Regions from separate parts of the Homo sapiens genome. Here region 2 is linked to region 1. A link is an interaction called in ENCODE POLR2A ChIA-PET data of the cell type or tissue named here. Cell type or tissue: IMR-90. All regions are shown on one strand.

Region 1 (4,000 bases):
ACAAAATGAGACGAGAGTAAAGAGTTTACACACACGCAGTTCTATATAGTTCACTTGTGCCTTGGAGGGATAGTATTATTATCATTATTATTAATAATAAAAAACACAATTTGTCCCAGTAGTACTGGCCACCCTGTTTTAAGAGTTTTAGGAGATCCCTGAGCACATTGTTTCTGACTCTTAACCCCAACTCCAAAATGATAGGGCTTCTATCGTTGATACCAAGATGGATTGTCATTCACAGTAAGTCAATTATAAGGTGCTTATTTACCCTTGTTTTTCACCAGTCAGCACAAAGAACTGTCAGAAAATAACTTTTTATTATTATCTTAAAATAATAGCATTGGAAGGACATATGATTTAAACAATCAATGTTGGAAACAGTGGCTTTAGGATTATTATCTGGCTGCCCCTCAACAATAACAAGTGATTCGATCGACATTCCTTAGCCAAAAACAAAAGGCAAAACAAAAAAAACCAAAAAACAAAAAAACCCCAAAAAACTGTACAAATATGTATTTTTCCCTGAGGGATCAAGGTACACCCGCAAGTGCTCTATGTACATATTGCACTAGAGAGGAATGAAGAACATGTGCAAAAAAGCAACAATGAGAGAAGCTTACATACTACTTAAACCTTTTCATGAAAGATACTACTAGGTTGTTTTGCATTTTGGAATGTCGGAACACAACAACTAGCTATTCCTTAGTCTAAAACTAAAAACACACATTTCTACTATGGCACATTCAATGAAATAAAAAGTTTTCCAAAGACAGATAGACAAATTCCATCAAGAAAATAATACAAAGTTTGTTTGTTTGTATTTTTTTTTTTAGAAAATTACATTACTTTCTTTCTTTGTTTCACATTACAAAATCTTTTTTTCTTTACACAAATCACATTTTATTGCAGGAATATTTCAAGTGCCATCAAATATTTATAGAAGGGTTAAAAAAATAGAAGTCTCTCTAAAGTGGTCCAGACAAGGCTTTGTATAGAATAAATCTTTTTTTCCCCATCTTCTAGTTTTGATTTAAGTATTTTGAATACATTTTCTTTTCCATTGACACTTAGTAGCCTAGAAGCGGTCCGACGCACACACATCATACACATGCAAATCACACACACACACACACACACACACACACACACACACACTCCTTCCTCACCTGACCCTCAGCCCACCCCCATACGCTCACAGATAACTGGGTATCCACACTATAAAGAACAACCAAACTTAGAAGCAGTGTCTTAAGTCATGTTTTTCTTAAGTTAGAAAGGGTGAATTAGGATGCTGAAGACTTTAAAAAAAAATCCATAGCTTTAATACACGTTAAGATGCTGAACACTTTAAAAAAAATCCGTAGCTTTAACACAATTTGCAAACTGTCCAAAAAGCACTTTCATCTGTACTTTTGTTTGCATTGTGACCAAGGCCAGGTTTTTCACAATATAATAACCATTTGGACACCATTGGAACAGAAGGTATTCAGGCTTTGTACAAAAGCCTTATTTGCCTTATGTAAAAAAATTGTACAAAGGCATTGTAGCAGCGGGGCTGACAGTGATGTGGTTCCAATCCTTAAAAGACTATTGGAGACTGAAGTTTAGGAAACTTTAATTATAAAAACTATTAAGGATAATTGTTCTGATATCACCCAAGTATTTTATGTCATCACATAGGTGTTTTTGTAATAATGAAGAAAGGAAAATGCAAAGTTTTTCACATCCTTTTCTGAGCTCCATATTTTTTTTAAACTGAATTTATTGTTTAACATCAGATCCCAACTTAGATCCAAATAGTAGTCAGTTGTTTCCTTGTTTCATGGAGCATGTCTCTGTCTACAATTCCATCCTATTATGTCAATCAGTGGACTTGGCTCTTAAGCTCCACCGCTGCTTTTCTTTCAGAAACACCTGGGAAGAAGCATCATATTACCTATCTTGGTTTACCGTAAAAGCAATGTCACCATGGCATGACTATTACTGTGGTTAGAGCATGATTGTTTGTAGGTACATGCAGAATCCCTTCTGGGAAAAGGAATTTCTTTTTAAGTTCATCATTATGTTCTCTCTCACCCTTAGAGAAATTCAATTAGCTTTTATTATTTCACAAATCGACACTGGAATTAGGTTTAGTTGCTCTTTAATGCGCTAGCACCTGAGGCTGGTCATATTCAGAAAGCTTTGGTTAAAAAGAAGTTAATATACTTTAATAAAACCATCCCCAAATTTAGTGAATCTGAATGACAAAAAAACAAAACAAAACCAAAACCAAAAAACTAAAACACAAAACTCAAACAAAAACAAAACACCATTTCCCCCCAGAGGAGAAACAATAGAAAAAAAATGGATGAATAAATAACTGAACTAAGCTTGGTACTCTTTTCAGAGTATAAATACTACTGATCTTTAAAGGAACTATGCTTACTTAAATTAAAGATTTGATTTAACCCTTCTTGCCCCAATATAAATACTATATGCTGACAGTTAGCATCTCTCTATAAACACATAAAATTTTACATGCCTGTAAGAAATTTAAAGGAATATTACTCTTCTATTTATGGTTAAACTCTTACTATGTTTTTGGAAAAAAAGTTGGATGTTATTTAGGCTTCATACACACATCTGTGTGAATAATACCTTCCCCTTTTCCAAGTCCCTCAAGAAACAAGTCAGAAAAGTCAGTGGAGTTAGAAACAGAGTGAAGTGCTCTGGGAAGCCCATGCTGGTAACCTAGCATGACGTGAAGAGCTGCAATTCCTGTAGAAGATTCCGCAGGGACCCCAATGGCAGAGGAGACTATTTCTCAGACATAAAGGGCTGCATGGAAACTCCTACCTTAACACCCATCGGAGATGTTCCCTTTTCTGTACAAAATGGTCTTTGACCAGTAGTTTGAATCCCACCCCTAGTGCGACTAAAATCATCGTCTAAATGCCTACATTCCCAAAAGGTCACTTGTTTTTAAAATATGCACATCTGTTTATCAGACTATTCCTTTCCCCTTCCCCCACTAGGGATCATTAAAAAAAAAAAAACCATGAAATTAAACAAAAACAACTCAGTATTTCTCACCTGAACACACAAGCCAAATAATCTTCTAAATATTTAATAAAATAAATTACAGTCCACAGTTTCCTAGTGAAGATAAATACAAGAGTAAATGTTTGCAGCTAGCATCAACTTCACTTTAAAGGCTTAAAGTATTTAATATTTAAATAAGAGAAACTGGTTCAACATTGTATGCTTCCCTCACCCTCCTATCCATCGTTTTTCAAATATGGAGAGCAACATTCTTGAATTATAGCATCTATTGACAACAAATCTAGAATTAGTTCACTCTGAGATAAACTCATAGGGTTCCTAGATTATACCAAGAACATAAACATTCACAAAGTAAATACTTCATGTCCTCACATGGGGAGTGTGCATTTGCTCAGGATATAATCTTTGGGTCCTTCTTATAATAAAAGCTAGATTCCAATAAATATTCTGGTTGTTGATTTGTTCTCAAAGCATAAGAATTCCAAGTTGAGACCGAGTCCATATTTAACTACTGAATTGTGTAAAATGAGCTTCTCCTCCCCCTCGCCTCCATGAGGTGGCATTTTAAAAAGCTTTAAAAAAAAAAAATGAGCATGATGGTATATGTCCACCACGCCAATCAATCATTCAACTTTGTATGAAGCATAAACACATCTATCATTAAACTTACCAAAAAGCAAAGTATAATTTAGGGAGAGTTCCGTTTCTAATTCCAAATTCACATGTTAAAAAAAAAATCCAACGTGGTGATTTCTAGATATGACCAGCCAGTCTCTTAAAAATAATTTTGTAAACAGCAGCATAAATACCTCCCAACGTACCTTCCAAGCCTTCTCAGTTAAACTTGTGTTTCTGGTGCACATGCGACACGACAGTGAACACGCTAGCATTTAATTTAAAGAAAAAGGTGCAAAATGAAAGTGCCTTATCAATTCAACAGGAAAAGCTACAC
Region 2 (4,000 bases), 110 kb after region 1:
ACATATCACAATCTTCTCGCGCTTGAACACTAGACAGCACTTCAGCAAGCACTGTGCTTGGGGATCATTTTAAACAGTGAGACTTATCAACAAAAAGCACAAACAGGGCGGGGCATGGTGGCTCACGCCTGTAATCCCAGCACTTTGGGAGGCTGAGGTGGGTGGATCACCTGAGGTCGGGAGTTTGAGACCAGCCCGGCCAACATGGTGAAACCCCGTCTCTACTGAAAATACAAAAGAAATTAGCCGGGCATGGTGGTGCGTGCCTGTAATCTACGCAGGAGGCTGAGGCAGGAGAATCGCTTGACCCTGGGAGGCGTAGGTTGCAGAGAGCCGAGATCGCACCACTGCACTCCAGCCTGGGTGACAGAGCGAGACTCTGTCTCAAAAAAAAAAAAAAAAAAAAAAGCACGAACATTAGAAAAATATGGCATTGAATAGACTTTAAAAAGGACACCTGTTTATAATATGACAGCTGAAACAAGAGGGCAGAACATCACCTCAATGGACCTCAGTGGGGAACCTGTTCTAGGACGCTGTGTGCACATACTTGTCTGCCAATGACCGCATACCCAGTGTTGATTTTGGGGTTATAAATAAATTTTAGTGAGTATGCAAATTTGTAAACACAAAATCCTCCAGTAATGCGAATGGACTGACCTTGTTTATCTGCTTTTTTTGCCATTCTATGGTCTAAGTTTAAATGTCACTGCCCTATAGACATCTTGTTCTTCTCTTTTTGTAAACCTGATTCGTCACTCTCTTTTCAAATCATTTATTATCTTTTCTGCCTTCTTCTTTAGACTCTCCACACTAGAGTCAGGAAACATACCTGTCTTACTCGCCATTGTATTCCTTATATCATTAAGGCTTACCATAGTGCCTGGCATACATAGATGTTGAGTAAATATTTGTTGAATCAGTGAATACTTCTTTGAAAGTAGCATGTATGGAAGAAAAAGCACTGGAATTGGAGTTGGAAAATCTGGTTTTCCATTCTAGTTCCAACAGTGGCTTTGTGATTGGTGACAAGTTACTTATATTCTTTGAGCTTCAATTTCCTCTCCTGTACAACTGAAAAACTAACACCTATCTTTAGAGATGTTTTTAAGATCTTAAAAGTCAGGCAATAAACATGAAACCCATTAGTATCTGGCACACTGTTGATACCCAATAATCACTGGATTGGAGTGGTTTATGACCTACCACTAGACATTTATAACTGTATGAGCAATATAAAATATACTAACAAACAGTGTGAACAGGGAGTTTATTTGGACATACAGATAGTGCTAACTCTCCATGTATTTGGCATTATATACTCAGAGCTCCCAAATAATTAAGATAATTTTTCACTTTAGAAGTGGATCTTTTGTTATTCTGTCAACCTAGCTATGTTCTTCAGAGTCAAAGGTTCTACACACGATATACTATGTACATGTCACCATGAAAACTGATAATTTGTCTACTCCATTTCAAAAAAAAAAATTCCTGAATGTTTAAAAGCAATTCTTCGTAATGTAGTTAGAGTTTGTACTCTCTGGAAACAAGATTTTTTTTTCTTTCAAACACTCCTAGACAAACAAGGACATTTAGTTAAGAAGCTTATTATGATTCTGTCTGAAATGCTTTCTTACCAAAACCTATTGTATCCCTTAGGATTTCAAGGCAATAAAAACCAATAATTTTAATAAAATTATGTCAATCTTCCCGCATACAACTAAGGCTAACAACATAATCTAAATGTTAAACTATAGTGGAAAAGAAACTACGTAAACAATGCATAAGGTTACTTCACTCAAAATTTATACAGATGGTTTTCTTACAAAATTACGATGATCAGATATGATTAATGATACGATTTAAGATTATTGGTCTTTAATAGAGGCAAAACATGATGACTCACTGACAAAGCAAGCTAATAGCAGGGAGGGAGAGAAGGTAAGTTTGTATATTTGATTACAAAGCAAAACAGATAAGTAAAACCACAGAGTAAATAATGATTATATTATATGAAACTTTCATTGTTTCCTAACTTACATTTATATTAACTTTTCTGGAGATGACGTTTTTTAAACATATAAATCGTCATTAGGAACCTGACAACAGTTCTAAATCAAACCTAGGGTTTAAAACATCATTTGCCGACAGACATCCTCCAAGTGTTTTCCGCAGAGGCACATCACTTCTGATTATTCCCAGGCTATTTTAAATGATCTTGGACAGGGCTACTGAATGACTTGTCAGCGAACAGGAAAACATTATGACACCACTTCTCCAGATTTCTTCCCAGAACACGAAATATTTGGGATCGTTCTAATTGAATCAAGGCTAGCTTGAAAAAACAAGTTAAGCTTCACTTTAAAGCTTTCAGTTTTAACTGGAGGAATGCTTCTAACATATGGCAGCTGGGCTCTGACTCACAGCAACCTTCAAATTCTGGCCAAAATGTCTGTTTCCTGAGATTGTGTCTGATATGCCTGTGTATCCCTGGTGGGGCCCAGCAAGCATTCAGTAAATGCTATTGTTGGAACGAATGAATGAATTAAAGGGCTCCTAATTAGGAGCTACAAATTCTTCCAGCAACAAAATAATCCCATAGGAAAGCTGCAATGTACTTGGAATTGGTATCTACGAAGAGTTCTATTTTCAGCTCCTTTACAAATTATTTTTATCATTTATGCTCAACTTGGTCTTTCTTGTTGTTGTTTTTTTTAAACCAAGATGTGAAAAGCACAGAAGCATTTTCTAGAACATGAAAGACCAGTATACTTTGTAGAAAGTTTCATTTGTATGTAGCTTGTGTGTGATAATTATTTTTAAATCTCAGTTAATCATCATATATTTTCTCGGAGCAGACTTTGGGTGAGGCACTACGTGAAATGTTTGAAAAAGATAGTTAAAAGGAAAAAGTCCTATTCTTGACTATGCACCAAAAATTGTAACTAACACTAGTAGAAGGTAAGCAGTTTCCAGTAAGGCAAGTGGTTATCTAAAGAAATACTAAATTAGAACTGCTATCTCAGAAGTATAAACAATTGCTATAATACTTTTCAATCAGACATCTCTCACATGAAAGCCTTGTGAAATAAATGGAAGACAGAAGCCGAAAAAACAGAAAAGAAAAAAGAAAAGAAAGAAACAAAGATCAGCAGAGATACCACTAAAACTCCAAGAACCAAAAGTTTGTATATGTGCTTTAAAAAGCATCCCTTTGATATTTACTCCGAGGCTTTTTTCTCTTATGTAAGACATAATTCTGACAACCTTGATGTCTGAACTTCCAGTATACCGGAGATATTTTGGAAGCACAACAGAGACTTGTGCTCATAGGCGCAAAGAGAGACAATAAATATTGAAGGAAGAGATTTAAAAAATGATAAAAAGTTAGACCTAAGAACTCAAAAAGTATGGCAGCATGGAGCCATTTAGCATAGGGGCAAAGAGCCAACCACACCTGCCGAGTTTCTGAGTGCATCCTGTATTACAGCATACTGTACACACCATAATAATTAATGGTTATAATGACTTTGAATCACTAAGGACGTATTAACCCATGAACTCTAAGAAGACAGGGACTTACATAATATATTTTGAAAGCTCCCCTTCCCCCTATAAAGTGATTTAGTTTAGGCACTTATAGAAATACGCTGCAGAAAATTAATTTTTTATGATGTACCTCATTTTCTGATACTGCCTTGAATGTGACATGGTATACATACCTAAAATAATAACCCTAACTATTTAAGACCTTACACTCAAGGACTTAGGTGTTCTTGTTTCAGTAAGCTGTGTTCTGAAGCATACTGGAAAAATAAAGCGTGTTCCATAGGAAGCTACCTGCATTATACACAGGCATTTTATTTAACTCTAATATTAGCCAAATATCAATAAAGTAAAAACTCTTCAAACACAACCCTTTCCCCCTATTTAAAGCTAGAATGTTTTTGTAAATATTTACTGGAGTGATGAGTGTTCAGGGCTCAAGTTTATTTATACA

Evidence for each region. Peaks named below come from ENCODE experiments on the same cell type or tissue, not always from the same donor. Only the 100,000 strongest peaks of a DNase experiment are listed, where the experiment ranks them.
Region 2: POLR2A ChIA-PET joins it to region 1 with 5 read pairs; 3 of 35 experiments call an interaction of 5 or more read pairs at or near these places.

The regions. Positions count from the first base shown.
Region 1 is chr15:60,492,831-60,496,830 of GRCh38, forward strand. RORA (RAR related orphan receptor A) reads right to left here. Exons shown (of 11, transcript NM_134261.3): 11 at 1-4,000. All of the region lies in intron 2 of RORA-AS1 (RORA antisense RNA 1), which reads left to right. Among named protein-coding and RNA genes, the nearest start is that of RORA-AS1, 16 kb to the left of the region's middle. In IMR-90, no CTCF peak of the experiment used is centred here; no DNase peak of the experiment used is centred here.
Region 2 is chr15:60,603,747-60,607,746 of GRCh38, forward strand. All of the region lies in intron 2 of RORA (RAR related orphan receptor A), which reads right to left. All of the region lies in intron 5 of RORA-AS1 (RORA antisense RNA 1), which reads left to right. Among named protein-coding and RNA genes, the nearest start is that of RORA-AS2, 76 kb to the right of the region's middle. In IMR-90, no CTCF peak of the experiment used is centred here; a DNase peak (open chromatin) is centred at 2,385; H3K4me3 peaks cover 311 bases.